Regions from separate parts of the Homo sapiens genome. Here regions 1 and 3 are each linked to region 2. Evidence: read pairs that join two places in POLR2A ChIA-PET (ENCODE). Cell type or tissue: HepG2. All regions are shown on one strand. Links, peaks and the distances in the headings refer to the core of each region. The heading gives the core; the rest is flanking DNA.

The links. ChIA-PET counts read pairs that join two places held together with the same protein. Peaks named below come from ENCODE experiments on the same cell type or tissue, not always from the same donor. Only the 100,000 strongest peaks of a DNase experiment are listed, where the experiment ranks them.
Region 1: POLR2A ChIA-PET joins it to region 2 with 19 read pairs; 4 of 35 experiments call an interaction of 5 or more read pairs at or near these places.
Region 3: POLR2A ChIA-PET joins it to region 2 with 10 read pairs; 2 of 35 experiments call an interaction of 5 or more read pairs at or near these places.

What each region holds. Positions count from the first base shown.
Region 1 is chr6:142,256,494-142,265,083 of GRCh38, reverse strand. It overlaps LINC02919 (long intergenic non-protein coding RNA 2919), which reads left to right and starts at 5,166. Exons shown (of 2, transcript XR_001744395.1): 1 at 5,166-5,680. In HepG2, for the core only: no CTCF peak of the experiment used is centred there; a DNase peak (open chromatin) is centred at 5,313; H3K4me3 peaks cover 1,056 bases.
Region 2 is chr6:142,370,828-142,379,417 of GRCh38, reverse strand. All of the region lies in intron 4 of ADGRG6 (adhesion G protein-coupled receptor G6), which reads right to left. Among named protein-coding and RNA genes, the nearest start is that of ADGRG6, 73 kb to the right of the region's middle. RefSeq lists enhancers at 3,409-4,608, 4,566-5,167. In HepG2, for the core only: no CTCF peak of the experiment used is centred there; DNase peaks (open chromatin) are centred at 1,077, 2,027, 3,127, 3,957 and 3 weaker places; H3K4me3 peaks cover 1,685 bases.
Region 3 is chr6:142,275,366-142,283,955 of GRCh38, reverse strand. No RefSeq gene overlaps it. Among named protein-coding and RNA genes, the nearest start is that of LINC02919, 20 kb to the right of the region's middle. RefSeq lists an enhancer at 7,380-8,579. In HepG2, for the core only: no CTCF peak of the experiment used is centred there; DNase peaks (open chromatin) are centred at 3,475 and 4,285.

The DNA.
Region 1 (8,590 bases), core at 323-8,322, 110 kb after region 2:
GATTAAATTTGTGTTAGAAGAATACCAAGATGGGAGCTGGGTCTTCTCAGTCAATTAAACAGGAGAGTTTCCAATCATCATTTAAAGTCACATGAGAAAGTGTTTTCATCTAGTATGTTGTAACAATTCTTTTTAGAAATCTATTACGTTTTTGTTAGTATTCAGGAAGGAAAATTAACTTGAGAACTTGACACACACACAAAATAGCTTCAGCACAATTTTTAATAACACACTGGTGTCTTTGAATATATGTACTTGTCATTCCTGTTTAACAGCACAATATTAGACAGAAGTGAGCCCATAACTATACTTTACTTCCAAGTAAACTAGTATAGCAATAATTTTTAATGGTTGAATAATATTTTATAAACAAGTGTTCACAAGAGTAAGTGTTCTATAATTTCTTCATCCACTCCCCTATTAGTGGGTATTAACATTTTGCTTGTTTTCTTGCCACTAAAACATGGTTGCAATAAACAGTTTTATACATCTGTTAGTGCTTATATTTCATTGGGACAGAGTCCCACAAGAGAGATGGCTAGGTCAAGAATATATTTATTTTTAATTTTAGTGTATTTTGCTAGATTGCTTTCCAAGAAGTTGTAACATATCACATTAACATTGAAAGTATGAAAGTAATCTTTATATTCATTTTGACAACAATGGGGTGTTGTAGCTCATTGTTAAATTTTACTAGCCTGATGGGTACAAAGTGATCTTTCTGGGTTTTTTGGCTTTATTTTTTTTTCAAACAAGCATTTCTTTTAAGTGTTTCTTGCCCATTTAGATTAACTCCTCTGTGGTTTATGTACTCCTAGGTTATGCTATCGGATATGCTATTGAGCTGTCATTTTCTTGTCAATTTTAATAGCTCCTTGTATGAGTATACATTAATGCTTTAACATCCACATTACAAATATTCTCCATCATTATAATCACCTCTTGATTTTATTTGTAACAGTTTTGTTATATAAAAGCTTTTAATTTTTTTTTTTTTTTGAGGCAGGATCTGGCTATGTCACCCAGGCAAGAGTGCAGTGGCATGATCTCGGCTCACTGCAGCCTCAACCTCCCAGGCTCAAGTGATCCTCCCATCTCAGCCTCCTGAGTAGCTGTGACCACAGGTGTGTGCCACCATGCTCAGCTAATTGTTTGTATTTTTTGTAAAGACAGGGTTTTGCCATATTGCCCAGGCTGGTTCCGAACTTCGGAGATCAAGTGATCCACCTCTTTGGTCTCCCAAAGAGTTGGATTAAAGGCACTGAGCCACTGTGCCTGGCAGAAGCTTTTAATTTTGAAATTGTTATATAATTCTGAGTTTTCAGTGTTGGTTAAAATTTTCTCTACTCCTAGATTTTCTTACAAAAGTATTCTCATTACAATTTTACATCTAAATTTTAATTGTTAATCTGAAAAAGGTATAATAATGCGTTATTTTTCTTGTGTTTCTAAGCTTTTGGACAGTTCATATTCAAAATTAAAGCCAGTGCTTTTAATCCAGAAATACATCACTTGAAAATGTGTTGGAAGATTTTTTTTAAGTAAAAACACTTACTAATATACTGCTTAAAAATATACTGCTTAAAATATACTAAATAAAAATATACTGCTTAAAAATATACTAAAACAATACAACTAATAAACTGCTTAAAGATAAGCTGATTCTGTGTTTCCTAACTCTCTGGACTTCTTGTAAGATGTAACCTGAAATACTCTCTCTAATAGAAGAATCGAATCGAATGTGGTCTATTTATTTTTAGTGTGATGAGAGGTATTCCTGTTTTGTTAGTTTGTTTGTTTGTTTGTTTTTTGTAATTTCAACCTTTATTTTAGATTCAGGGGATACATATGCCGGTTTGCTACATGGATATTGTGTGATGCTGAGGTTTGGAGTACAATTGAGCTCATCACCCAGGAAGTGACTATAGTACCCAGAAGTTTTTCAACCCTTGTCTGCCTCCTTCTCCCACCTCTAATATTCCCCAGAATCTATTGTTGCCTTTTTTATGTCCATGAGTACCCAATGTTTTGCTCCGTCTTGTAAATAAGAACATGTGGTATTTGGTTTTCTGTTCCTGAGTTAATTTGTCTAGGATAATGGCCTCAAGCTGCATCAATGTTGTTGCAAAAGACATGATTTCATTCTTTTTTATTGCTGTGTAGTATTCCATGATGTAGATGCAGCACATTTTCTTTACCCAGTCCACCACTGATGGGCATGTAGGTTGATTCTATGTCTTTGCTATTGTGAATAGTGCTGTGACGAAAATGTGAGTGCATCTGTCTTTTTGGTGGAACAATTTCTTTTCTTTTGGATATACACTCAGTAATGGGATTGCTGGGTTGAATAGTATAAATTGGTGCAAAAGTAATTGCATGTTTTGCCATTGAAAATCATGGCAAAACCCTCAATTACTTTTGCACCAACCTGATAGTTCCAAGTTCTTTGAGAAATCTCTGAACTGCTTTCCTCAGTGACTGAACTAGTGTGTATTCCCACCAGCAGTGTATAAGTACTACCTTCTCTACACAGCCTTACCAGTATCTATTATTTTTTGACTTTTTAGTAATAGCCATTCTGACCAGTGTGAGATGATATCTCATTGTGGTTTTAATTTGCATTTCTCTGATGATTAGTGATGTTGATTTCTTTTAATGCTTTTTGGCCACTTGTATGTCTTCTCTTGAGAAATGTTTGTTCATGTGATGAACTCTGATGGAATGCACTATTTATAAATTTCTCTATGTGTTTAATTAAATATTTTGTTTTTTTGCATTTGGGGGCTATGTTTTTGAACACACACAAGTTCAGCTTTGTTATATTTTCCTATGAATTTTTTGTTAGCAGTATATAAGTAATCCTTTTGCTTATATTTTATACATGGCATGCATATTTTATACATGATTGTGTTAGGCCATTCTAGCATTGCTATAAAAGAATACTCAAGATGGGGTAATTTGTAAAGAAAAGAGGTTTAATTGGCTCTCAGTTCTGCAGGCTGTACAAGAAGTGTGGCACCAGCATCTGCTTCTGGTAAGGGCCTCAGGGAGATTTTACTCATGACAGAAGGCAAAGGAGGAGCAGACACATTCACATGGCAAGGGCAGGAGTGAGAGAGGGAGCAAGGGCAACAACTGACTCTTGAGTGAACTCATTACTGTACGGATGGAACCAAGCCGTTCATGAAGGATCCACTCTCTTGACCCAAACACCTCCCACCAGGCCCCATCTCCAACACTGGGGATTACATTTCAACATGAGATTTGGATTATTCATGATGTATCCCTTCTTTCTTTACTTTAAGTTTATTACTTATCTTACATGATTTTCTCAAATCTTTATTGTTTATTATTTCTGTGGGTTGATCAAATTTGTATTCAATTTATGTTTTTAATGACCTTGTTTTAGAATTTCTGATGATGTAATTTTACATTTCATCAATGGCTGACTTTTCTTTCTTTGCTCACATGATCAATCAAAAATAACCCAAACATGTCCCCCTAAATTTCAGTTTACCATTTAATATGCTCTAATTTTTCCTTATTTTTCTGCCATCCCAATATCATAAGAATGTTAGAAAACTTTCACCATCCTTTTCCTATAACTTTTCTTCCTACCCCCATGAGAACTTTAGAATGTTTTACTTCATCTTCTCTTTGTCCACTCCACCCTAACTTACATCAAGAATTTAGGGAGTTGTGCCATATTTTTATCCTCTGTAACAGTTTTTTCAGATAGGTATTATATGTTACCCGAAGATTACATATAATTTGCCAAGAAAAACATTGTTGTCTGGTGTTTTTCAGGACTATTTCTTTCTCTTTTCTTTGTTAATGATAAGTGGATTTAAAAATACAAATTTAGTTTTTTAAAGTTAAATTAATATTTTTCCAATAAATTATTTAAGTGTTATCTCAGTATTAAAATTTACCAAAGATAAAATTATTCATGTATTCTTCTGTGGTTAAAAAAATCTCTATTATAAATATAATGCCCACTTTTCACCAATCACTTTTATCAGAGGTTTGTTCATCTTCGTAGACAACGTTTGGGGTTTGCATTTGTTGGCTGGTCCTATATATTTTGTTTTGTTTACTTTCTTTTTCTCTTGTCAATATTTTCTTTCTCCTACATTTAGGTTTGTTTTGTTTCTTAACTATGAGTTGTTGATTACTCATTGTTTTCATCCTTTCTTTTCATGTTAGTATTTAACATTATACCTTTTACTATGGACAGTTTTGTAGCTGCAGGTTACATTTTTTTAATATAGTATGGTCATCATTGTTATGTTCTAGTTTCTAATGTACGTTTTAATTTTTTCTTAGAGTCAAAATAATCTGGAAGAGGGTTTTGATACTGATATATATTAAATTAATATATATAAATGATTATATTATTTGATAAAACTTACTGTGAATTATTAAGTGTTCAATATTTATATATATTCCATGTGTGTTTGTAAAGACTGTGTACCCTCAATTACTGGGTGCAGAGTTGTGCATCTGTTCATTAGATAAAGCTTATAAATCATATTTTTCAAATAATATAGGTTCATATCAATTAATTACTGGAAGAGGTAGGCTAAAATGTCCAACTCTGATGGAATTTCTCTATGTGTTTAAATATTTTGTTTTTGCATTTGGGGGCTATGTTTTTAAGCTCATACAAGTTCATCTTTGTCGTATTTTCCTATAAATTTTTCCTGTTAGCAATATATAAGTAATCCTTTTGCTTATCATTATGCTGCTGGAATGTATATTTTATTAATAAGGCTTTATTTATTTATTTATTTATTTTTGAGACAGAGCCTCACTCTGTCACCCAGGCTAGAGTGCAGTGGCACGATCTCAGCTCACTGCAAGCTCCACCTCCCGGGTTCACGCCATTCTCCCACCTCAGCCTCCCAAGTAGCTGGGACTACAGGTGCCTGCCACCACGCCTGGCTAATTTTTTTTGTATTTTTAGTAGAGACGGGGTTTCACCATATTAGCCAGGATGGTCTCGATCTCCTGACCCCATGATCTGCCTGCCTTGGCCTCCCAAAGTGTTGGGATTACAGGTGTGAGCCACTGCACCCGGCCAATAAGGCTTCAATAGCTTTGCTTGGTAGTCTTTTTTTTAGTCTATCATTCTCTATCTCTTTATTATATTCAATGTATTTTGATGTGTCTCTTATAAACATTGCAAGGATTTGTTAAAAATCTTATCAAACAGGAATGACTTTCACTTTTACCCATACAAAACATAAAGCTAAAAGATTGGACAAAATATGTGAAGCAATGATTTCCAGACAGTGGACTTTGGACATTGACAGTGCAAGCCTTTAATCCCTAACAGAAGAGAATCTCACGAGATGACTCTCACTTCATGCTAGCTCTGTGCCTGGAGAAAATTTTCTGAGCACAAAGAGGTAGAATGCAACCAGAAAGAAAACTGTGGCCCTACTGAACTGAGGAAGAAGAGGTCAGAGTTCTGGAATCAGAAAGAGCAAGTAGGAAGGGTGCTGCACCTAAGGACTCTAGATCCTTGGTTTGGGACTGGGCCTCACACATGTAATGTGAGGCTCTTGAGACTGAGGAGGACTGCTGTTCGGTCAGGATCAGAAGGAATATGCTAGAGTTCAAGCCACCATGCAAGATCCGTGAGCAACTCCTTAGGTGAATTGTGAAAGACAGCCAGGTATACTCTTTGCTATTGCAAATGGTCACACTTTCACTTCTATCCAAGACTTACTGTTGATTTTACCTTTCCCCTCTGTTTTCATTATGCTTGTGGGTTTTTTCCTGAACCTTTTTCACTCTGTCAAAATGTGTGCCAGGGCTCTCTGGGACCATTATCCAAATAAAACATAAAAATATTTCTTTGCCAATTTTTCTTAAAAGGAATTGACCTGTAGTGTCATTAAAAATATAAAATTGATTTGAGGGTAGATATAAGACCCAAATATCATTAACCAGGTATTTAAATAGGAATTATTTAACTAGATAAACTCCTTGTCAATGCATATTGTCAAGTTTTAAAAAATGTTACTCAGAGACTGATGCAATCAACTCGCTAGTTCTGGAATAGGGTAAAGACTAGAGGCAAAGAACAGTTCATGAGAATTAATAGTGTAGGTAGCCATCTACAAAATGTTACTGACTGGCCTGCCATAGGCTCTGTCATAATGTGGCCGACTGCCACGGTTACTACTTGAGACGGTCATTATAGCAGTTACTGTTGTTACTGCCTGAGACCGTCATTACAAACTGAACGAAGGGACGAACTTAGAAATTATAACAAAAAACAAAAGAAACTGTTTTAAAGGAAGGGAAGCCGGGGAAGAAGAAGAGAGCTCCCCACTTCCAGTGAGCAAAGGCACCCCTGAGCTTCCACAGCCCCTCCTATTTATTGGGTAACAAAAGCGAGGAGAAGGAGGTAACAACTGGTCAGCTGCTTAATTGATCACACGTTCATATTGTTACTAACAGGCTTCAGATGTACCTAATCACAAGAAACACTGCGCTTGGGGCATGACTGCCCTCAGCATTCCTTCTGGATGGCAGATGCAGTTTTGTCAGTTTGTCACAATTCTGCATTTATGAGAAACAGTTTTGTTGCTTACTCATATAGCCTCCAGTGGTATACTGAGTTGATCACGACCCTCATTCTTTCGGCCTGTAACATCATAGGACCAAGATTTATGCTTAGAAAATTCCTTCCAGTCTTGACGTCTACAGACATCATGTTCTTCATGCCTCTGGAAATTCTTTTTTTTTTTTTTTTTTTTTTTTTGAGACAGAGTCTCGCTCTGTCGCCCAGGCTGGAGTGCAGTGGCATGATCTCAGCTCATTGTAAGCTCTGCCTCCCGGGTTTACGCCATTCTTCTGCCTCAGCCTCCCGACTAGCTGGGACTACGGGCGTCCACCACCATGCCTGGTTAATTTTTTGTATTTTTAGTAGAGACGGGGTTTCACCGTATTAGCCAGGATGGTCTCGATCTCCTGACCTCGTGATCCACCTGCCTCAGCCTCCCAAAGTGCTAGGATTATAGGCGTGAGCCACCGCGCCTGGCCTGGAAGTTCTTTTTCTCTGTTTTTTTGGAGACAGAGTCTCATTCTGTCCTCCAGGCTGGAGTGCAGTGGTGCAATCTCGGCTCACTGCAACCTCTGCCTTCCAGGTTCAAGCGATTCTCACGCCTCAGCCTCCTGAGTAGCTGGGACTATAGGCGTGTGCCACCAGGACCCGCTAATTTTTAGCAGAGACAGGGTTTCACCATGTGGGCCAGGCTGATCTCGAACTCCTGCCCTCAAATGATCTGCCTGCCTCGACCTCCCAAAGTGCTGGGATTACAGGTGTGAGCCACCACGCCCAGCCAAAATGGGATGCCATGTTGCATAGGCCAGGAAATGAACCTGGACCTCCTGCATGGCAGGTGAAAATTCTACCACTGAATCACCCATGCACCTATGGAAGTTCTTTCACAATACCTCTTGAAGGGGTAGTATTTAAGTGGGATCAGCTCTTTCCACAGGAATAATCAATAATTTCAGTGGTTCTCTTAAGGTCCAAGGGGCTTCCATCTATAGTCTGATTTGATTTGGCAACATCAGATGTGTTGAATGGCACTGAGTAGACACTCACATCTTACCACTTGTGCTATGAAGCAACAGTGATTCCGAGATACCAGGTGACTTTTTTTTTTTTTTGGCTTGTAAGCACCAGTGTCTTACTCTTTCCACTTCTCCTTGCTGCTTTCCTAGCAACAGTTCCCAGCAGCAAGAGCTTCTGTGAGCTTTACTATTTGGTCAGGCACTAGTCTGTAGAAGAGAGGTGGGGCAGATCAGAGCCAAAGTCCCTAGCTCAAAAATTTCTCTTCAACATTATTTTGGGGTGGCACCAAGAATGATAGGCGTTCCCAAAGCCACATTTTGCTATAGCTTCTCCTCTGCTCTTCCTATGGAGTTTTCATAGTGAACCTGACCTCATTTACTCCCTTTTTTTCCATCCTCAGGCTTCCTTCTCACTCCTCTCCTCGGGCATACAGTAACCCCTACTCTATCACTTTACTCATTACCCATTTACACGAGAACTGCACTGACCAACATGGTAGCCACTAGCCACATGCAACGATTTAAATTTAAATGAGTTAAAACGAAATTTAAAATTCAGTCACTCGGTTGTTCTAGCCCCATTTCAAGTGCTCAATAGACACATGAGGCTAGTGGACTAAGAAAGTAGACGCACAAATATAGAACATTTCCATCATCACAGAAGCTTCTATTTGTTGAACAGAGTTGCACTAAAGTATAAATGACTAATAATAGCTTAAAATACTTTTCCTTCTGGGAGAGCTATATTTAACTGAATTCTTTTACTAAATGGATCCAGCTCTGATATTAGCCTTTGTTTAAGAGAAGGTTTATAAGCATCCAGCCTCTCCGCTGCCCCAGAAAGCTTAACACCTAGACCAGAGGTGCTCAGATCTATTTGCACATAGGATCACCTGGGAAACGCAATCAGACTCTCAGAAGGGAGCGGGGCAGGACACTTTAGTTTTTAAAGTCCAGGTGATTCTAATATTCAGTTGACATTGAGAACCACAGACCT
Region 2 (8,590 bases), core at 346-8,345:
AAACAATCATTTAGGTTCTACAACCAAAAGAAGGGAAACAGAAGCAGGACTACTACTAATAATTCAGCCTTGATATCATAAGTAATAAGGATTGACAGAAAGAGATAGATACAGATACAAGAAATTTAAAGATAGAATGCATAACATTTAGCAACTAATTAAAGACAGAGGAAAAAAGGAAGAATAGAGGACGTTTTGCTAATTTCCAACTTCAAAAACTGGTACATATCGATCTAATAAAAGGAGATAGGAAATAACAGAAGAAGAGCAGACTTAGGTGGGGTAGGGTAAACACTAAGTCCAGTAACGGAAACTGAGGTGCCTGTGTGACACCTAGACGCAAAAGTGTTTTTGTAAGAGGTGTAGCCAGGAAATACTCATCAGAAGCTATAGAGTGTTTGGGATCACTGGAGATAGATTGTAGATTTGAGAAGGAAACAGGATGGAACCACAGATATTTCTATATTTAAGCATCAGATATAAGAAAAAGAGCTATAGACTTAAAAAGGTAAAAACAGCTTTTACAGAGGTGGTTTTACATAATTTAAGAGAAGAAAGTTTAATGCAGGGTGTGACAATATCAAGAATACCAGAAAGGCCAAGAATTATAAAGAATGAGAAGACCTTTAACTTTGCATTGGGATTTTGGTAGTAACTCTATAGAAAATAGTTTGAGTTGTGTGGGAATGATGAAATCTAGACTGCCAAGGTCTGACGAGTGAATGCAAGAAGAGGAAGCTTGGCTGTGAAAGGAAGCAGAGAGAGGAAGGGGGAGTTTTAAAGATTGAAAACTTAAGCAAATGCACAATGAAAAAAGAACATTTGAAGAGGCAGAAGTTAAGGCAGGACTGAGGTGGAATTTTGTCTTGAATGCTTTTTGCCCATTATTCCCTTGCATCACATTTACTGTATGCCCATTTTTTGTAGGACCTCCCTTTTGTAGGTACTTATATTTTGTAAGGGACTTCCGCAAACTAAAAAGCCTTTAAAGTTCAGAGACTAATGAAATCTCAGCCTCTGTAGCATGCAATAGAGGAGACCCTGGAGGGAGTTCCTGTGGTTCTCATATTACACACAATGTTGGCAGTCAAGGGCTTCTTAGGCCACTTCTGGCACTGATACAATATCTCTGGAAGACAAAGGGAGATAAGGGCTCAGTGTTGTGGGAAAGCAGTTTTTAGGCAAACTACATTCCCAGTATGTTAAAGAGCTTAGAGGTAAAAATAAGAAAAGAAAATCAGAAGAGCTATGATTTAGAGCAAGATATTTAACAATTTTCTTGAACATTTCATCAGTTTCATTGCACAGTAACAAGTATAAATTTCAATATGTAGCATTCTTTTATGGGAAACTGCAACAATTACTTCTCAGTATTTTAGTTAGCTGTTCCTTCTGGGGAACTTCTAGTTTAGCAAATTGACATTGCTTTAAACACTCAATAAACACTATTTTAATATGATCCAATATAACAATAAAAATCACACTGGAATATTTTTAAGTAAAAATGGTATAAATACAAGTGACTAATTTAATTAAAAGGAAATTTAATTGATAAATGAAAACTTGCATTACAAACACACCAAAATAAACAAATACATGAACTATCAAAAGTATATACAAACTTTATTTCTACCCAGTTCCATTTTCAGCATATCTGCATAAAAAGTCAATATCACAATCAGTTTTCTTTGGCTGATGGATTTACACATCAGGAGGTTGTTAAGAAAGAACAAACAATCCACTCTCCTGGATAATGATATGTTTTATCATCAACAAATTGGTTTTAGAATATGATGTGTATGTGTTCACTGATTTTCGAGGCTACCAGAAAGGTGTTTTCAGGTGTTTACTTAATATTAATGAGACAGCCAAATGTCTAGGCAGATAAAAAGGGGCGCCCGGAGAATCTCCCACCCGCCCCACAAGTGTTTACATCAGATGCTTTCGTGCAGATGAGGAAACCTGCCCAGGCCTTGCCTGAGCCTGCCCATAGAGGACTGGAGCCCGACTTGTGGGAGGTGGGTGGAGCCACGGGGAATTCATGCCTTATGCAGGGGAGGAGGCTGCTCTCTCCAGCTCCTGTGGGGACCTGGGAATCAATCAGTGAGGTGGAGGGCCTGTTGGCAGGCCTCCGTCTCACTTTGCTGAGCTTTTTGTTGTTGTTTTTTGTTTTGTTTTTCCTTTTTGCCCAATAAAGTCCTGCTCTACTGACCACTCGATGTGTCCGTGTGCCTAAATTTTCCTAGTTGTGTGACAAGAACCCGGGTTCTAGCTGAACTAAGAAGCAAAGTTCTACAACATTAACAGCAACATTTAGAGCCAAGTTTTCTTGAAAAAAATGTAATCACTGGAAACAGGCAGTTGAGGAAAAGCTCTAAAGCTGTTAATCCTTCTCTATCTGTTGTACTTTCCAAATTATGCTACTGAAAGGAGTCACTATATGTTAATATTTACACAAGTTGTGGTAAAAAAGACTGATGTGTAGCCCACTGCTCCTCTCATACCTACTTAATGATACTCCAAATAACTGAAGAGCAAATCCTCACAATAAGTTGCAATAACAGAAAAATAAAAACAGTAATTCCTTTCATTTTTTTCTTTGCAGTTGCTACTAAGATGAATTTTTCAACTTTTCATAAATAAATATATTTAAAGTGAAATTTAGTCATCTATGTTCATAAAGAGTTTGGGCATCCTCAGAGTATAAAGTCCTTTGCAAAGATAAAATGATTTATCTTAATTTTATTATTTAAAAATGATTTAGTAATCTAAAAATATTACATTCAATCATTTGTTAGAAGTGCAAGGGAGGAGCCAATAATGAATTGAAGTTTTATAGCTATGAAGAACAGAACTGTAATGATTATGAAACGGTAAAAATCCAAGAGTTGATGAAACCTTAGCAAACTCTGTAAAAAATCCTAGAGAGGGAAACAAAAATACAAATCCAGAAATTTCAGAAAAGAATAACAATAAAGTATTTATGAAGTGTGTCTTATCTCTACAACCACAGTAGCTAACCAATGGAAGTGCCTAATAAATGCTTGTTAAAATAAATGTAATTTGTTTGAACTTAGACTATTCATTGCGTTATACTGTACCACTCCCTCAGGAAAGAGTAGTAATCAGTAAAATAAATAAAACTAGTAGAGAAGGCACTGTCTGTTCTTTGTGAAAATTGACGGACATCAGCCAGTATCTAAACTTGAATCATTACACAGGCAAATAAATACTTGCACCTATAATTAAAGAGTCCACTAAAAATTTATCTATCCATGAGGGTCATAAAACTGAATGTATTTAATAAAATTGTTATGAGAAAAATGAAGATGCTATAAAATGAAGCAGATTTACTGCTAAATAAACATTTCGTTTTTAAAAGTATTGACAGGTTTAACCATGTTTTTAAAAATCTGCTGAAAATTTCCTAATTAAGGTAAAATTCCCAAATATTTTTTAGAAAAGTATAGGAAAACAAAGTCATATACTAAAATCGTTAGAGTATTTATTAATAATATATCAATTTTATTAAGGCTAGGATGTTTAATATGTGAAAAAAATGACAGGATATTTTAATGTTGAATTGAGTCAGTTCAATTCTACTATGTTACTTTCGTACTAAAATTTATTTAGCAATATACCTTTGCAAAATCTATTTATTTTTCCATCACAAATTAATCCTGAAATAAAAGCTCATATTTAGCAGACATTGTCCATTCAGTGGAATGCTAGAAATAAATTTCTATTCTCCCATTGGTTACTGTACTGATTAGTTTGTTGGAAATTATAACCATAAACAGCAAGATGCTTTCATTTCCTGGAAAAAAAATGAAAGGTTAAAATGTTAACAGGGTACACTTATCAAAGATTTGCTTAGCTAACAAGCCTTGATATAATCTCTGTTTACAGGTATTTCCTGTCAGTTAATGAGTGACTTGGACTCTTCAACTCCCAAAGCTGATGATTAAGCAGCAGGAAATTCCCTCTCCCATCATTTCTCCTGAAACACAGTCCAGGACATCTGAATGTCTGGAATGTGAGTGTTTAACGTCAACTTGGAATGGCAAGAAGATCACTATAAAAGTTAGAAAGACTCAAATATATTGACTCCGTTAAGTTCACGGTACCCTTTTGACAAAATTACTTTGAAAACTTATAGATGACTAAGATACATGAGTATGTATTTGATGCACTCCGATAATCTTAAGGCTTGGGAAAGGAGTCTCAGGGACAGAGTTTAAGAAATTATGAGAACTGCATGATCTTACTTAAATGTGGAACCTAAAAAGGTTGAACTCATAAAAGCAAAGAATAGAAGAGTGGTTTCCAGGGGCACAGGGGTGGATGGGGCACAGGAGTTGAGAATGTATGGGTCAAAGGATGGAAAATTTCAGTTAGACTGGAGAAATACATTCAAGAAATCTATTGTACAACATGATGATTATTGTTAATAACAATGATTGTATACTTGAAAATTGCTGAGAGATTTTAAATGTTCTGTCTACAAATAAAATGATAAGTATATGAGATAACAATGAAAGTTAATTAGCTCATATTAGCCATTCCACAATGTATACCTATATTAAAACATGTTGTATACCATAAACACATATAGTTCTTATCAATCAATTAAAATAATTTAAAATAATTTTTTAAATGAGTATTCCCAGACATAAATACTAGACAAGGAGACAGGAGACACGTGTTGGAGCCCACCAACTGCCTCTGCCACTTTTTTTTGTCTAAGCTTCAGTTTCCTGGCCCGTATAAAGGGAGTGGCATAAATCAGCATTCCCATTTAAAAGCCCATCAGGGCCAGATGGCCATCTAAAGACAAAAAGGGGGCTGGAGTGGGAAGAATAAGGGGTTGCTAAGGGCTAAAGTAAACTGGGAAGCTCCTTTGAAAGCAGCAGCCACCATTTAGCTCCAGCTGTGTTGGCCATGCAGATATAGTAGCCTAGTGTATTCTGTTTACCAGAAAAATCCAAAACTTCATTTTTATGTGAAATCTAATTGTTTAATATTGGAAATAATTCATCAATTAAAAGCACTGTGTGAAACAAATGTAAATGAACAGGAACAAATAAATGCTACTACCACCACCCATGTCGTAGGGCTAAACTAGCCTGTGGGTGATTGGTTTGTTTTCCCTGGCTGAGGAGATCTAGCAGGTCTTTTCTAGTGCTGTCCAAAGTATGTGGTTCAGCAAAGCGGACTCTCAGTTCTTTAGACTAGTTTCAGGGGGTGGCAAATGTTCTCCTAAAGGGCTAGACTGTAAACATTTTAGGATGGCAGGCTATACTGTATTGATCACAATCAATTAACACAGCCATTGTAGCACAGAGGCAGACAAAGACAATATATAAACTAATGGGCATGGCTGTGTTCCAATTAAACTTTATTTATAAGAACAAGGGAGCTTAGTCCCAGCTACTCAGAAGGCTGAGATTAGAAGATTGCTTTAGCCCAGGAGTTTGAGGCCAGTCTGGGCAACACAGTAAGACCCCAACTTAAAAAAAAAAAAAAAAAAAAAAAAGAAAAGAAAAAGAAAAACAAGTATTAAAAAAACATGTGTGCTGGGCACAATCCCTCATGCCTGTAATCCCACCACTTTGGGAGGCTGAGGAGGGAGGATCACATGGGGCCAGGAGTTCAAGACCAGCCTTGACAACACAGTGAGACCTCATCTCTACAATAAATGTTTTAAAAAATTAGCTGGGCATGGTGGTGCACACCTGATGTCCTACCTACTCAGGAGAGCTGAAGTAGGAGGATCACTTGAGCCCAGAAGTTCAAGGTTATAGCGATCTCTGATGGCACCACTACAGTCCACCCTGGGGGACAGAGTGAAACCCCGTCTCTAAACAAACAAGTAAACAAAAATGCATGGCCTGTTACAGGCCCTCCTAATTTGCCAACCTCTGGTCTAGAGAAATTCTTAGAGAAGCTTAGGAATCCCTGTAAAACTGAATCATACTTTTTCATAGTTAGGTATCCAGGAAGTATTGTGGGAAACAAATATTATTTGTTTGAAACAAATATGTTAACACACTGCAAACCTAGTGTTTTCTCACAGAATGCACTGCTGGCCAGAGAGATGGCTCTTGGACCTTCATACTTCTCCCCTGAGCAAGAATGAGCTTTAGCCTATCCTGGTACTAAATCTAATATCTAATCCTGTTTATGATGAATGACAGTCTAATTTATACTGGTTAGAAGAGCACAGCTCTAATACCAAACTTTCCAAGCTCCAATCCTGGCTTGGCTACTTACTAATTAAGAGACACTGGATAAGTTAGTTAATCTCCACGTGCCTCAGGTTCCTTATTTGCAAAATAGGATCAATTATAGAACCCGTAACATGGGATCTATGGTGTAGGTAATCAACCAATATGTGTTAAGTGCTTAAAATGACATTTAGTACAAAATGTGTGTTCAATTTAAATATAAGTATTAGCAATTATTAACATAGCCATATTTGTTTTGGTTGCTGACATCTTCAAAACATTGTCCCATAAAAAGGCAAATATTAGAATGGTCTATACTATGACTTCTTAATAATGTCCCAGTCTATGGTGAAAAGAGACCCCTGAATTAAAGACAGTCACCCAGAATGCAGGAAGTGCACCATTCCCTCTCCTTATTCTTCACTGTCCCACACCAAACATACACACCTGACTTTCTCAATTTCTTCTCTGATAAAAGACTTCTCAAGGAGTCCCTGAAGGTCCTTTCTAGCTATCCTAACACTGAGAGAAGATCTTAGGGAACATCACCAGCTCTTATAAAGCTCTGCAGTTCCCTTGTGGAACAGGGTTGTGGTTTATCTACTTTCCAACATCCTGCAAGGAAATATCTTTCAAATGACATCACTTCACAGCCTTTCCACCACCTGTAGGAGTGCCATGGACCACACGAACAGGTGGGTAACAGGAGTTCTCAGGCCAGAAGGGCAGGCATGGGTCTGAGAAATTGGGAGGTGGCCTTGAGTCATCATAAGGGTGCTACTTTGCTCAAAGCGTGGGAATAAATTCCCAGTAAACTTCCCTCCAATATCATATACAAATTACTTTTGAATACTAGGCTCCTTCTTCTCCTTTTTAATTGAGAGTTATGTCTGTGACTAAAATGTATATATTATCACTGCCTTAGATTTAGTCATATGACATTTAAAGTTGATAATGAAACTTCTACTTTTTGTGTTTGAATCAGTCCTATAATAAAATAAAGGCTTCCAGAATTAACTTGTGTAAATGGAGAATATTAGGTGGAGATCTATTTTAATACAATTTTTATCACACAGAATTATTTCTCAAAATATTCTGCATTTAGCTACTTCCAATAATAGCACATTTACAGTCTCACAAAGAAGAACCAGAGACAGCACAGTATTTGAAACAAACTATAAATCCTCATTTTAAAAAAAATGGAGAAAAATGTTCAAAGAAAAAAATGGATAATTCCTGATTAAGATTTTCTATAAAATGGACAGTTTTGATATTTAAACTGGCTGAGTAAATACTATTCTCTTAGGTGCTGGTTGTTTATTTAAGTCATCCAATTGAAATTTAATTCCAGGATGATATAGATCAGTTTATTACTGTATCACCTTTGTGATTAAAAACAGTAACTGGGCCGGGCACGGTGGCTCATGCCTGTAATCCTAACATTTTGGGAGGCCAAGGTGGGCCGATCACGAGGTCAGGAGATTGAGACCATCCTGGCTAACACAGTGAAACCCCATCTCTACTAAAAACACAAAAAATTAGCCGGGCATGGTGGTGGGCACCTGTAGTCCCAGCTACTCGATAGGCTGAGGCAGGAGAATGGCGTGAATCTGGGAGGCAGAGCTTGCAGTGAGCTGAGATCTCATGACACTGCACTCCAGCCTGGGCAGCATAGCGAGACTCTGTCTCAAAAAAAAAAAAAAAAACAAAAAAAAACAGTAACTGGCCAGGCAGGGTGGCTCACACCTGTAATCCCAGCACTTTGGGAGGCTGAGATAGGTGGACCACTTGAGGTCAGGAGTTTGAGACCAGCCTAGCCAACATGATGAAACCCCATCTCTATTTTAAAAAAATACAAAAATTAGCTGGGTGTGGTGGTGCACGCCTGTGGTCCCAGATACTTGGGAGGCTGAGGCATGAGAATTTCTTAAACCCAGGAGGTAGAGTTTGCAGTGAGCCAAGATCACCCCACTGCACTCCAGCCTGGGCAACACAGTGAGACTCTGTCTCAAAAAAAAAATACCAATAACTTACTTATTAATTTCTTTTGTTTCAAGCCTAGTGTTAACATTTGTATTTGAGATTCCACAATTATAACTATTGTTATATTCGTGATAAACTCTGTGATATTTTATGACATAGGGAAAACTTAAGAATGGTAAAACCAAATGTCTTGATGGAGCATGCATGGCTTATAATCAAATGTGTGCTATAAGAGCTGAGCAGACGACATTTTAAAAATTAAAAGAGCTTTTTAATGACAACATATATATATATGTCTATATGTGTGAATATACATACAGGTACATTTGTGTGTATGTATAATTCTTTGTTGACAATCATATTCATAGAATAATGCTAAA
Region 3 (8,590 bases), core at 334-8,333, 95 kb after region 2:
GGAAAGAAGGGGAAGAAGAACAAAACAGAAATGAAACAAATTTTAAAACACAGCAAAATGACAGACTTGAAGCCCACACTATAAATAATTTTATTAAATGTGAATTGACTAAACACACAAAATAAAAGTCAAAGAATGCCAAATTGGATTTAAAAGCAGAACTCTACTGCTGTCTAAAAGAGACACACATGAAATACAGCAAGTTGAAAGAAAAAGGACAGAAAACAGTGTAAATTTAGAAGTAAGCATAAGAAACAGTTGTTATGTTAACATAAGACTAAAGTTTTTAGCAAAGGAATATTTCTTTTTTTATTATTATACTTTAAGTTCTAGGGTACATGTGCACAATGTGCAGGTTTGTTACATAGGTATACATGTGCCATGTTGGTTTGCTGCACCCATCATCTCGTCATTTACATCAGGTATTTCTCCCAATGCTATCCCTTCCCCAGCCCCCCATACCCTGACAGGCCCCGGTGTATGAAGTTCCCCGCCCTGTGTCCACATGTTCTCATTGTTCAACTCCCACCTATAAGTGAGAACATGTGGTGTTTGGTTTTCTGTCCTTGTGATAGTTTGCTTAGAATGATGGTTTCCAGCTTCATCCATGTCCCTGCAAAGGACATGAACTCACCCTTTTTTATGGCTACATAGTATTCCATGGTGTATATGTGCCACATTTTCTTAATCCAGTCTATCATTGATGGACATTTGGGTTGGTTCCAAGTCTTTGCTATTGTGAATAGTGCCGCAATAAACATACGTGTGCATGTGTCTTTATAGTAGCATGATTTATAATCCTTTGGGTATATACCCAGTAATGGGATTGCTGGGTCAAATGGTATCTCTAGTTCTAGATCCTTGAGGATTTGCCACACTGTCTTCCACAATGGTTGAACTAATTTACACTCCCACCAACAGCGTGAAAGCATTCCTATTTCTCCACATCCTCTCCAGTATCTGTTGTTTCCTGACTTTTTAATGATTGCCATTCTAACTGGCATGAGATGCTATATCACTGTGGTTTCGATTTGCATTTCTCTGATGACCAGTGATGATGAGCATTCTTTCATATGACTGTTGGCTGCCTAAATGTCTTCTATTGAGAAGTGTCTGTTCATATCTTTTGCCCACTTTTTGATGGGGTTGTTAGTTTTTTTCTTGTAAATTTGTTTAATTTCTTTGTAGATTCTGGATATTAGCCCTTTGTCAGATGGGTAGATTACAAAGATATTCTCCCATTTTGTAGGTTGCCTGTTCACTCTGGTGATAGTTTCTTTTGCTGTGCAGAAGCTCTTTAGTTTAATTAGATCCCATTTGTCTAATTTGGCTTTTGTTTCCATTGCTTTTGGTGTTTTAGTCATGAAGTCTTTGCCCAGCCTATGTCCTGAATGGTATTGCCTAAGTTTTTTCCTAGGATTTTTATGGTGTTAGGTCTTACATTTAAGTCTTTAATCCATCTTGAGTTAATTTTTGTATATGGTGTAAGGAAGGGATCCAGTTTCGGCTTTCTACATATGGCTAGCCAGTTTTCTCAGCACCATTTATCAAATAGGGAATCCTTTCCCTATTGCTTGTTTTTGTCAGGTTTGTCAAAGATCAGATGGTTGTAGATGTGTGGTATTGTTTCTGAGGCCACTGTTCTGTTCCATTGGTCTATATATCCGTTTTGGTACCAGTATCATGGTGTTTTGGTTACTGTAGCCTTGTAGTATAGTTTGAAGTCAGGTAGCTTGATGCCTCCAACTTTGTTCTTTTTGCTTAGAATTGTCTTGGCTATGCAGGCTCTTTTTTGGTTCCATATGAACTTTAAAGTAGTTTTTTCCAATTCTGTGAAGAAAGTCTGTGGTAGCTTGATGGGGATAGCATTGAATGTATAAGTTACCTTGGGCAGTATGGCCATTTTCATGATATTGATTCTTCCTATCCATGAGCATGGAATGTTCTTCCATTTGTTTGTGTCCTCTTTTATTTCATTGAGCAGTGGTTTGTAGTGCTCCTTGAAGAGTTCTTTCACATCCCTTGTAAGTTGTATTCCTAGGTATTTTATTCTGTTTGTAGTAATTGTGAATGGGAGTTCACTCATGATTTGGCTCTCTGTTTGTCTATTATTGGTGTATAGGAATGCTTGTGATTTTTGCACATCGATTTTGTATCCTGAGACTTTGCTGAAATTGCTTATCAGCTTAAGGAGATTTGGGGCTGAGACAATGGGGTTTTCTAAATATACAATCATGTCATCTGCAAACAGAGACAATTTGACTTCCTCTTTTCCTAATTGAATACCCTTTATTTCTTTCTCTTGCCTGATTGCCCTAGCCAGGACTTCCAACACTATGTTGAATAGGAGTGGTGAGAGAGGGCATCCAGCAAAGGAATATTTCTACAGGATACATCAAACATATCATAAAGTTAAAAGGGTCAATATAACAAGAAGATACAACAGTTATAAATGTATATGCACCAAATAGCAAACCTCCCAAAACTGACAAAACTGAAAGGAGAAATAATTTTGACATTGTAGAAATGGTTGGATATTTAAAATATTTGTGTGTAGAAAGGAAAACTGGATTTAATGTATTTTCAGTGAAAATGAATGTTTTGAACATTGCCAAAGTAGAATTGAGGGTATTTGGATTCTGGGGATGAAGGAGGCTATTAAGTGCTTCTGGGGTTTGTATCTGAATGAACAGAAGGATAATAATTCCAAAATGAGATTGGGAACAAAGTATAGGCATTCTTTTCTAGAAAAGGATCAGTAAGGCATTTATGATACTAAAGTGTAGTGAACCAACTCTTCCTTTCTGGATATAGTATTCTCAGCACCCACTGGGACTTTCTGTTCTTTTTCTTTTTTTGTTGTTTTTTTGTTGTTTTGTTTTTGAAATGGAGTCTCGCGCTGTCACCTAAGCTGGAGTGCAGGGCGCAATCTTGGCTTACTGCAACCTCCGCTTTTCAGGTTCAAGAGATTCTCCTCCCTTAGCCTCCTGAGTAGCTGGGATTACAGGTGCCCACCACCATGCCTGGCTAATTTTTTGTATTTTTAGTAGAGACGAGGTTTCACTATGTTGGCCAGGCTGGTCTTGAATGCCTGACCTCGTATCCGCCCACCTCGGCCTCCCACAGGGGACTTTCTGTTCTTTAGGGAAATCATTTAACTTCTGTTAGCTTTAGATGGCATTTCTATTTGAGACAGAAAAAGTATGTGTGTGTGTGTGTGTGTGTGTGTGTGTGTGTGTGTGTGTGTGTGACATTAACCAAAAGCCTGACATCATAACATTGTCACAATAGTTGCTATATTGCAGTAAGGATAAAGACCTCACCTATGCAAATATAAATAGCACTGTTATTATTCAAATAACACATACTACTCCATCGACATAGAATATTTGCTTAAGCTATACTGCTATCTTTTTTTTAGAGCATGTTTTTCCTATAACCAAAGGCAGGCTCTATGTGTCTAAAGGTGCTCTGAGGTCATAGTTCAGGAGAGCATCATTTGTCCCAGGAAGGAAGTCAGTCCTAGTCAGTCCTGTTTTCCTTCCTCACCTTTTACTCCAGATTTAGCTGCTGTATAAAATGACTTGCTTCAGGTTTAGGCAAACCAGCTTAAGAGTAAGTAGGGGAAAAAAGATTAGAGAAGTTTATAAAATATATTTTTACACAAAACAGAAGATTAAGCATTTGTAAAAACTACCACAATGCAAGGTAGTATGTGAGGATATCCTGATATTAGTGCTGAATCTTACCACAGTTGATAGGAACGAGGAAACATTCTTGCTTTCTACTGGAGCACACAGGGAAGACTTTAGGCTGAAAGTGACATTAATTTGGCTCTTAAACATGTGACCCTTCATGCTTAACCTCCCTTAAAAGCCCCTCCTTTTTTTCTCTCCTTTCCTTTACGGCATCTCATGGGCCTTCTGTTCCCTCAGGTACGGGCTCCCTCATGAGCTTTCTGTTCTCTCTCTAACCCTCATCAAAATGGGCTGCCAACTAAAAAGTTGAGAAAGTTGTAAATAAACATTAGAACTAGAGCTACGATAGTTACCTTCTTTCCTGGATATTTGTAGTTTAACATGTAGGGAACACAATTAATACATACCTGGGGTAGAATTTCAGGATTTTACAGTAGTAGTAAAGGTAATTTCCAGGATAAGGCCCTTGTCAGCAGCTGGGAAATCAGCTCTGCCTATCGATTGTAAATGACCCATAATCTATAGCTACATTCCAAAAGTATGAATCAGAAAAGGAACAAAATGGCAACTGAAACATGACCCTTTTTTTGTTCATCTTTCAAAAGATCAGGAGAGAGCAGCACTTTATTATTGTGCAACATGCCAATGTCAGGGCAGAATCCAAAGAATTTTTAAGAGGATGTGAAAAAAATGACTAGAGAGAGCTTTCCTTGGATTGTGTCTTGAGCGAGTGCTAGTCAAGGAAAAATATCACTTACATACCTTAGAGGTGTATAGAAATGTGATTCAGGAACACTTGATATTTGGACTGCTGAGAAACCTGAATATTAAATTGGAAGCCCTGCAGTACACATGTCATTGCCAAATCATTACTCAATTTTTCTTTGAAATACCCTCTTGCTTTAGTGAGGGGAATATTTTGATAAGTGCCCAGAATTTCTCTAGAAATTTTTGTACTGTTTCTCTGCCTGAGGCTGAAAAGATATGCCCTCTGGAATCTCCCTAAATAGGGTTTCTCTTGGGATAGGGTTTTGTTTCACTTCGTTTTGTTTATAGGAAACTTTATTCTTTGAACACTTGGACTTCATTGCAGCACTTGTTTCTCTGCATGCATGTAAATGCCTATGCCTAATGGTCAATTAATAAATCAAAAAGAATACCTAATTTCCTCCTGTTGAGGTAGGAGTTTCTACCAGAAGTATTGGCTGAAACATGTGGTTTTAAATTGTATTATGCATGAAAAACAAGGCATTCTTGGGTGGTCAGTACAATGTAGTAGTCACAATGGAAACCAGAACAACTTGAAAAGATCCTTGTGGAAAAAACTCTGTGTATGTTTAAAGGAAAAAATATGTAAAGACTCCTTTGGGGCAGTGAGCTTCTATATCGAAAATAGGTAAACTTAATGTAGCCTCAGAACGAGTTTTTAGTGCTTTGGCTTGAAATTTAAGCAACAGCAACAAAAATTGGTAGAAGAAAGCATAAATTGTCATTGAGCTAAATTTGTAAATCAGGAGAGGAAGTAGAATAACGTACCTGTTTTTAAAAACAAGAATGATGACGTGGGTAAAGATAATCATCCAAGCATAATTCTACCCAAATACAAAGACATGAAATACACAGCCCCCTGTTGACATGGTTGTTTCTCTGGGATTGAGTCTCCTGTGCTCACTGCTGAGTTAAAGAAGTCTCAACTCTGATTCCCCTTACCTCTGAAGTTCCTGAGAGAAATCAAAGTCGTGAATTACCCCAGAGCTACTGAAGATACAACCTCTGATAGGGTTTGGCTGGATCCCCACCCAAATCTCATCTTGAATTGTAGCTCCCATAATTCCCACATATCGTGGGAGAGACCGGATGGGAGGTAATTGAATCATGGTGGGTGGGGGGGTCCCATTCTGTTCTCTTGATAGTGAATAAGTCTCATGGGATCTGATGGTTCTATAAAGGGGAGTTTCCCTGCACATGCTCTCTTGCCTGCCACCATGTAAGATGTCCCTTTACCCTTCCTTCATCTTCTGCCATGATTGTGAGACCTCCCCAGCCATGTGGAACTGTGAGTGAATCCATTAAACCTCTTGCCTTTATAAATTACCCAGTCTCAGGTATGTCTTCATTAACAGCATGAGAACATGAGAATGGACTAATACAGCCTTTCAGCAGAGTTGTTGATACCATATTGGTAAGTTATATGGACTAGCTCAGGGAGGTCCCCAGGTTTCTGAAGCAGGACATAAATTATAAGTAATGACCATCTCCATGGTCGCTCTCATCTCTGTTCCATGAACACTCTGGCTAAAACAGTTGGAGACAAATTCAAGCTTGATTTGCTTTCCAAAAAAAAAAGGCTCAGAACAATATTGAGTTTTCAGACTCCTTAAGCATAGTTCTTTCTCAATTTCTTTCTTTCTGTGAAATTTAATTGCTAGTTATTAAAGTTCCACCAATGTACTTAGCATAGGCCATGTTCTGTGGAAGGCTAGAAAGAGATGAATGATGTGGTTCTCCTGTGTGCTTTCTTCTTTCTGACTGGAAAGGCCTTCCTGCTTGCCTGGTCCTTACCCAGCCTTCACCATTATTTCTTGATGAGGAAGATAATTCTCAAATCCTAATTTCTCCACTGGATGAATGAATGTTTGTGTCCTGTCCCCAAATTCATAAGTTGAAATCTTAACCCCCAATGTGATGGTATTATGAGGTGGGGCCTTTGGGAGATAATTAGTTCATAAGCATGCAGAGCTGGTGAATGAGATCAGTGCCCTTATAAAACAGACCCCAGAGAGCTCTGTCACCCTCTTTCTGCCATGTGAGGATACAACCAGAAGACAGTCATCTGCAACCTGGAAGAGGATCCTCACCAGAACCCAACCAGGCAGGCACCCTCGTTTTGGATTCCAGTCTCCAGAACTCTGAGAAATGAATTCTGTTTTTTATAAGCCACCGTCTATGGCACTTTGTCAGAGCAGCCCAAACTGATTCAGACATTCAAAAGCCTTCTCTTCTTTCTACTGTGCTCATCCTCATTTTCCTACCTGACTACAAATTTCTTGAGGTCTGGACCCATATTGCTCATCCCTGAAATCTTTGAAGTATCTGGCACTGGGCCTGGCACATATTAAGTACCAAATATTGGTTTTTACAATTTTACAGCCAAGTCCCAGATGCATAAAGCAGCAAGTAACAATAACATTTCAAAATAATGGATAAGTAGGTGACAAAATGAGTGATCTATGCAAATATAATGCAGGAATTCTTAGAAAAGAGAAACCCTTATGCAGGGCTGAGAAAAGCATCATGGAGAAGAAGGGGAATGAGATGGACATTAATGGAAGACAGGAATTGAATACATATAAAAAAGGGGGAAAGAAGTATAAATTTACAGGCAAAGGTGCTATCATTAAGAAAGTTTTTTTTAGCAGAAATAATTAGGAATCATGAGAAAATTTCCTGGCTCAAGTGGCAAATTCAACCTAAGAAGAATAGGACATAATGATAACATCTGATTTTTATGGAGCATTTTAAAACAGGTAAGTTTTTCATCTGGTCTGAGAATTCTTTTTGAGTCCCTTAGAAAGTAAAAAATTCCATTTTACATATGTCCTGTGACCTGCATAGCAAATCTATTCAATCACAACACCACAATTAACATTCTCTGTGTTCCAGGCACTGTTCTAAGTTGTTTTCCATTCATTGGGCACTCGTTACAGATTATTTCCACTTTATAGTTTAGGAATTTGAGACACAGAGAAGTCAAAGTGTTTGTCTAAAATTGTACATGTAGTACATAATGAAGATACAAATCTGGTCTCCCTGACACTATCAACAGCTCTTTCCAACTTTGCCTTCCTCTAGACAGCTATAATTGTTTCCTGGAGTTTCAAAGGATGTGTCAGAGGTTACTTATAGCCAAAGAATAAACATGCTATATATTCCTGGAACATCTATTTTATCTCCCAAAATAATCTTTAAAAAATCACAGATATGTTTTTTAAATATTAATTTTAATTAATAGAAATTAACCCAAACTCAGCCTTTAAGAAAACTTCAAGGATAGTTAATTGCTCTTCAAGAAAAATTCAGGCTTTTTGACAATAGCTAGCTATAATGGATGTTTTTGGTGTTGACTATTCAGCATCCATGCTGTCTTTCCTCTGGAGCATCAATTTACATCTCCCAGTTTCCTACCGCCTCCCGTTGTGTGCAGTCTTAGAGTACCGAAAACCAAGGAGTCTTCCCTCAACTGGTCAAAAGGTCAGCATAAAGCCAAAGCTAAGTGAATCAGGATTTTTCTCTTCCAGGATTTTGAATCTTGAGCCTAAAGTCAGAAAAGATGGTTGGAATGGCATGCCTTCTACTTCTGATGGCTCACTGACTGATAAAAGCAACAGAGTTCTGTTGCCACTGAAACCCCTGGAGCTAGCTGCTTCCTGAACTTTCTTATGCTGGTTCTAGTGCTTTCCCTTCACTCTGTGATCTCACCCAGCAACTCTCAACGAACTCCCTTTTCACTTACATTATCCAGAGTCTGTTTACATTGCTTGAAACTGAAGAACCTTGACGAATGCATCAGTTCTCCTAGTGCATCTAGAATGTAAGTTAATATAACAAAGTGCATTACATACAACGCAGTGTGTGTGTGTGTGTATGTGAGATGCCTATATACAGATTAAAATAATAGCAAATAGGGGTTCAGATCAGGGAGAAGAAGTTGTCAGTCTGGTCTGGCAGGTCTTTTGCCTTTTTTCCAGTGCTTTAGACAGTAAAATTAATAAATATACACAGGCACGTTTATCTTACCTTTCTTGGACCTGCTTGATAATTAACTCATTTTGTCACATAGTCACATATCCATCCTGGATGCATATCTAGTTTCCTCCATATAAAGTAATCCC